Regions from separate parts of the Homo sapiens genome. Here region 2 is linked to region 1. A link is a loop called in an ENCODE intact Hi-C map of the cell type or tissue named here. Cell type or tissue: K562. All regions are shown on one strand. Links, peaks and the distances in the headings refer to the core of each region. The heading gives the core; the rest is flanking DNA. Region 1 has its middle 130 kb from the start of RAI14-DT. Region 2 overlaps RAI14 (retinoic acid induced 14).

Region 1 (2,920 bases), core at 201-2,700:
AATGTTTTCATCGATATGTAATGCTTATATGCAACCTTAGAACCACTTCTTGTTTGAAGGTCTTGAGATGATTATTCATTTGAAGAGGTCAATACTTACATGACAATATCTTATATGACAACTAAAATGGTTTATTTTTGCAGTTACCAGATATGACAACTTAAGACAACATAGTCTGATGGTGGCCTGGGGCCAAATCAGAAATATCTGTTGGGACACACTCCTAGGCTATGAGTGACTCATAATCACTTTCACTGGCCTTGCTGTAGGCTCAGCCACATATGACCTGCTATGTCTCAGAGAAACTTCTCTCCTTTCTCTTCCAAAATAAATCTCAAAACACCCAACACTCTATGTAAGCAAAGCTATTCAGAGCTTCGCAACTCTCTAGCATGGCATCAGATCCTGTAGAAAGTTATAGGAGATACCCTGGGGATTGAAGATGCTGCACCACCTCATTACAAAAGCTTGAGTGCATCTGACTCTCTGGGTCTCCCTTGCTAGCACAAACCACTCAAGAAATATGTGGCTATGAAAATCTACGATCAATGCTGGCATCATTATATTTGATTATTTCTTGGTGTGTGAATATATATAAACACTATATGCTGAGTGTTCCCCATCTTAGGCATTTATTTTGTAAAGTGATTATATTTGTATTTCCTTCATCTCTCACCAGGCAGACAAACTCAGTTTTAAATATATATTAAATCAAATGAAGACCTATAAAAAACACATCCATCAGAATAGATTAGCGTCTACAACATTGTGCTGTAACATGGTTTTTTCAGTGTGAATCTTGCTTCGAAAGTAAAATGTTGGAAAGCTTTGTTTAAATCTACCAAGCAGGAAAACCAAATGAATACAAAACAAAATCTCAGCTGGCCAATTGTTTCAGACCCAAGACCTGTTCTATTTATTGTTTTTGTAAGAAATAGTTGCCTGGAACATCATTTCTATGGCAGAAATAGTGTCAAGTTCCTAAGGAGAAGAAGTAGGAGGAAGCTCTAAGTGTAAACACCCAAACAGTGGAAGGAAAACCACACATCACTTACTTTGAAAACAGTAGCTGCTTGGGGCCATGATTTTGACGAATCATAATGAGCACTCACAAATTGATTTAATATTAAAATGCATCCAAGCAGACTTTGAAACTATAATTCTCTGACAGTGGATGGACTGATGAAACTCACCAGGAAGGCCAGTTACTCAGGCCTGCGATGTCTTCGGTTATTGAAGACATGTGATTGCCACCTAGCGGCCAACATTAACTTCACCTGGAAGGTCGAGCAATTCTGCAGCCCACTTTGCCCAATGCATAAGGACAACAGTACCAGTCTTTGTCAGTACTCAATTCAAATTCCTTAACACTTCCTCTTTTATCACATCTCTTTGTTCTGTGTAAGTCACCTGTTTACCATCTCTAAGACCAAACATTTTCCTTCACTCCATGTCATTAGTCCCAGAGAGCCTAAGAACCTATCTGCAAAATTCCCTCCATAGTTCTCATTCCATTTCCTTTTTTTTAAACCACAGTTGTTCTATTGGTAAGAAGAAGGGCTCCTGCCTTCATTTTCTCCACCCAGCTTCTTCCACTTTCTCTCCTCCTATTTCACGTCACAAGACACAAGGGCGTCTTGAGAGAGAGGCTTCTGAAAGAAAGCTTGGTAAGGATAACTGAAAACCTGAGAACAATAGTGTCAGAGGCTTTTGAACCAGAGCAACTCCATCTTGAAGAGGGGCTGGGTGAAATAAGGCTGAGACCTGCTGGGCTACATTCCCAGGCAGTTAGGCATTCTAAGTCACAGGATGAGACAGGAGGTCAGCACAAGGTACAGGTCATAAAGACCTTGCTGATAAAACAGGTTGCAGTAAAGAAGCCGACTAAAACCCACCGAAACCAAGACGGTGGCGAGAGTGACCTCTGGCCATCCTCACTGCTACACTCTCACCAGCGCCATGACAGTTTATAAATGCCATGGCAATGACAGGAAGTTACCCGATAAGGTCTAAAAAGGGGATGCATGAATAATCCACCCCTTGTTTAGCATATCATCAAGAAATAACCATAAAAATGGACAACCAGCAGCCCTCGGGGCTGCTCTGCCTATGGAGTAGCCATTCTTTTATTCCTTCACTTTCCCAATAAACTTGCTTTCACTTTACGGACTTGCCCTGAATTCTTTCTTGCACAAGATTCAAGAACTCTCGCTTGGGGTCTGGATCCAGACCCCTTTCCGGTAACAGCAACACTCCTGTTACTTCACCAAGGAATTATAAGTAAATATTTCTATGTTACCAAGACTGACAAAGTTCAAAAATAATAATGCTGATAATACAGCTGTTTGTGGTGAAAATAAGTGGAAAATGTGTTGGCCAAGCTGGTCTGAACTCCTGACCTCAGGTGATCCACGCCTTGGCCTCCCAAAGTGCTGGGATCACAGGCATGAGCCACCGCACCCAGACCTAGTTTAGTCTTTGTGTTGACAAAGCACAAAGATGAAACTATTTGCCACGCCCCTCCTTCACCACAACTGGACCTGCTCTAACCTCCTCTCTGCCCTGGTCTGAGCCTTGGATCCTATCACCTTGGCTCCCTTGCCTTGGTTTCTTGTTAGGTAGAATCAGAGCCAGGCTCCATCAGGAGAATGGAGGGCAGGAGGAAAGAGAATTAGGGTGGAGGGCAGAGGATGCCAGGGTGTCCTGTCCCCCATGCTCCCTCCCAGCTTTGAGCCTTGCTTCTGGCAGTGACTCTGTGACTCCCGCTTCTGGTAGAGGCCTCACCATGGCTCCAGGCCTCACCGGGCTCCATTTCCTCTCTCGTTTCTTCCGATTTAGGGGAGGTAGCAGCTTCCTGCCGTTGCTCCTCTCTGGGTCTTCATCATCTGGTTACTCCTTTCACCCTGTGCACCTCTGTGAT
Region 2 (2,920 bases), core at 124-2,623, 280 kb before region 1:
AACCGACACATTTATAATTCTAAGTTGTCACCAGCTTACCTGAAGCAGCTTCCTGATGCATTCATGGTGGCTGTTCTTGGCTGCGAGATGTAAGGCGCTGTGTCCTAAATGGATTTTTTCAAATAATAATTTTTTTTAAAAAGGCCACACTTTAAAAAAAATCTCTTTCTTATATATGAGAAGACAGCTATAAGGAAATAGGTTGTTATCCAAAAAAGACGGAACTGTGTTTTTTTGTTTGTTTGTTTTTTTGTTTTTTGAGACAGGGTCTCACTCTGTCACCCAGGCTGGAATGCAGTGACGCGATCATGGCTCTCTGCAGCCTCAACCTCCCAGGCTAAAGTGATCCTCCCACCTCAGCCTCCCAAGTTGCTGGGAGTATAGCCTCCCAAATAGCATGACACCACACCTGGGTAATTTTTGTATTTTTTGTAGAGATGAGATTTCGCCACGTTGCGCAAGCTGATCTCGAACTCCTGAGCTCAAGCAGTCCTCCTGCCTTGGCCTCCCAAAGTGCTGGGATTACAGGCATGAGCTACTGTGCCTGGGCTGGAACTGTTATTCTTGCGAGTGGGAAGAATCGAGCATCCCCCATGCCCTATCCCACCTACTGGATGACATTCACAGGTTCCAACTGCTGTTGTCTTGGGGTGAAAAGCAGCTCCAGGCTAGACACTTGCGGTGGATTCATGATAATGCAGCTCAGCAGCTCTGCTTTCAGCTGTCAATATGTTTGCCAAACATCCTGTGTCTATAAGAGCCATGCCAGGCTATGCCCACCACAGGCTGAGGAATCCAGTGAAGGCAACCCACAAGCCAGCAGAATACATCAAAGATCCACACACTTCAGCCCCTACTCTTGACATCTCATTTCCCTCTCCTCTCAATGTACTCCAGCCCTGAATGGAAATTACCTGGAGTTTTCTGATTTTCAAAGTTCTTATACAGAAGGGAGAGAGTTGTAAAATTCTCAATGAGGCCTTTCCTGACTTTCTCGTTTCAAATTCCAATTTCTCCCTAATTCTTTTACCCCCACTCCCTGCTTTATTTCTTTATCCTTCATAGCACTTAGCAGCTTCTATCACTCCCTTTTACCTCTTTCTCTATACAGACACACACTTATATAGTTAATTATTTTTCCCCCATGAGAATATAAGCTTGGTGAGGACAGACACCCCTGTTGATTCCCTGCTGTATCTCTAGTATTGACAACTCTGCTGCTGCACAGTAGGCTCTCAATACATTTCTGTCCATCTGAATTAGAGGGTATGCTAATTTCAAATGTCTGGATGGGGGGACCTGGGGAGAGGGTCAGAGCAGAGGACCTGACCACTACCAGACACCCCACCACACCTAGTAAACTCTTAATCCTGGATTTCCCAAGCTATTTGACATAATATAACACCTGTAGATAACTCCCATACTTTAGGACATGTTTAAAGCACTTTCTCCCATCCAAGTACTAACCAGGCCCGACCCTGCTTAGCTTCCGAGATCAGACGAGATCGGGCGTGTTCAGGGTGGTATGGCCGTAGATGCACTTTCTCAACCTTAGCATCATTGACCTTATAAGCTGGATAATTGCTGTGGATGGTTGTCCTATGCAGTACAGGACGTTAGGCAGCATCGCTGGCCTCTATCCACTAGAGGTCCAAATGTGACAATCAAACATGTCTCTAGACATTGCCAAATGTCCCCTGGGGGGCAATATCAAGCCCAGTTCATCAGAACCACTGACTTCGAGGAACAATTTCTTTTCTTTTTTTTTTCTGAGCCCAGGCTGGAATGGAGTAGCACAAGCATGGCTCACTGTAGCCAAGATCTCCTGATGTCAAGTGATCCTCCCACCTCAGACTCCCTAGTAGCTGGGACCACAGGTGTATGCCACCACACTTGGCTAAATTTTGGTAGAGCTGGGGGTCTTGCTATGTTGCCCAGGCTAGTCTCAAACTCCTGTCCTCAAGCAATCCTCCTGCCTCGGCCTCACAAAGTGCAGGGATTACAGGCGTGAGCCACCATTCCTGGCCAACAACTTCTTTATATGATGGTGGCCCAGGCCCCAAATACCTTTTTTTTTTTAGAAAGTCTTATCTGTCATTCAGGCCGGAGTGCAGTGGCACCATCTCGGCTCACTGCAACCTCTGCCTCCCGGGTTCAAGCGATTCTCCTGCCTCAGCCTCCCAAGTAGCTGGGATTACAGGTGCGTGCCACCAGGCCTGGCTAATTTTTGTATTTTAGTAGAGATGGGGTTTCACCATGTTGGCCAGGCTGGTCTCGAACTCCTGATCTCAGGTGATCCACCCACCTTGGCCTCCCAAAGTGTGGATTACAGGCATGAGCCACTGCGCCCGGCCCCATTTTTCTTTCTAAATCAGTCTTCAGTCTGTAACACTGACCAGAAATTCACTAATTAGAGAATCATATAGCTAGGAAACACTGTATTTAAAAACTAGTGGGCCATAGGGCTATGGTGAATGGCATAAAAATGTGTAAAGTCAAATGATCCGATTCCTTCTATTTTGAATTCAGCTGTACGGAGAGATTTTTAGGGTAGGTGTGGGGGAGAGTTGTTTCATCAGCATAGGATACTGAGAGACAGGAATCCCTCTGTCCCCTCCCAAAAGGAGGAGGATGAACAAAATTTAAAAATGAAGGAAGAGAGATTCTTGGAAGTAAGAAGACAAAGATTTTCTCTTCCTCCTCCTCCTGTTATATTATATGAGATCCCTCCTTCCAGAGTGTATGAAGCATAACTGTGTATGAGTTTAGTTACATGATGCATTAAATAGGCTTTGGTGGAGTAGCTTGGCCCTCCAACCATCACTTATACCACTGTTTCTGTGGACAAGCACATTCTGAGTTTTAAACAAATGCCTTACAAATGAAGGTTTGGAACACATCCTGATTGTAAGATGGAGAC

The links. Hi-C counts contacts between places; a loop is a spot of excess contacts. Peaks named below come from ENCODE experiments on the same cell type or tissue, not always from the same donor. Only the 100,000 strongest peaks of a DNase experiment are listed, where the experiment ranks them.
Region 2: a loop joins it to region 1, with 1.9 times the contacts of the local background. A loop is called at or near these places in 4 of 110 quality-filtered maps.

The regions. Positions count from the first base shown.
Region 1 is chr5:34,521,649-34,524,568 of GRCh38, reverse strand. No RefSeq gene overlaps it. Among named protein-coding and RNA genes, the nearest start is that of RAI14-DT, 130 kb to the left of the region's middle. RefSeq lists an enhancer at 1,015-1,538. In K562, for the core only: a CTCF peak has its summit at 1,263 (motif pointing left); DNase peaks (open chromatin) are centred at 228 and 1,228.
Region 2 is chr5:34,800,896-34,803,815 of GRCh38, reverse strand. RAI14 (retinoic acid induced 14) reads right to left here. Exons shown (of 18, transcript NM_015577.3): 5 at 40-104. Among named protein-coding and RNA genes, the nearest start is that of TTC23L, 37 kb to the left of the region's middle. In K562, for the core only: a CTCF peak has its summit at 1,658; no DNase peak of the experiment used is centred there.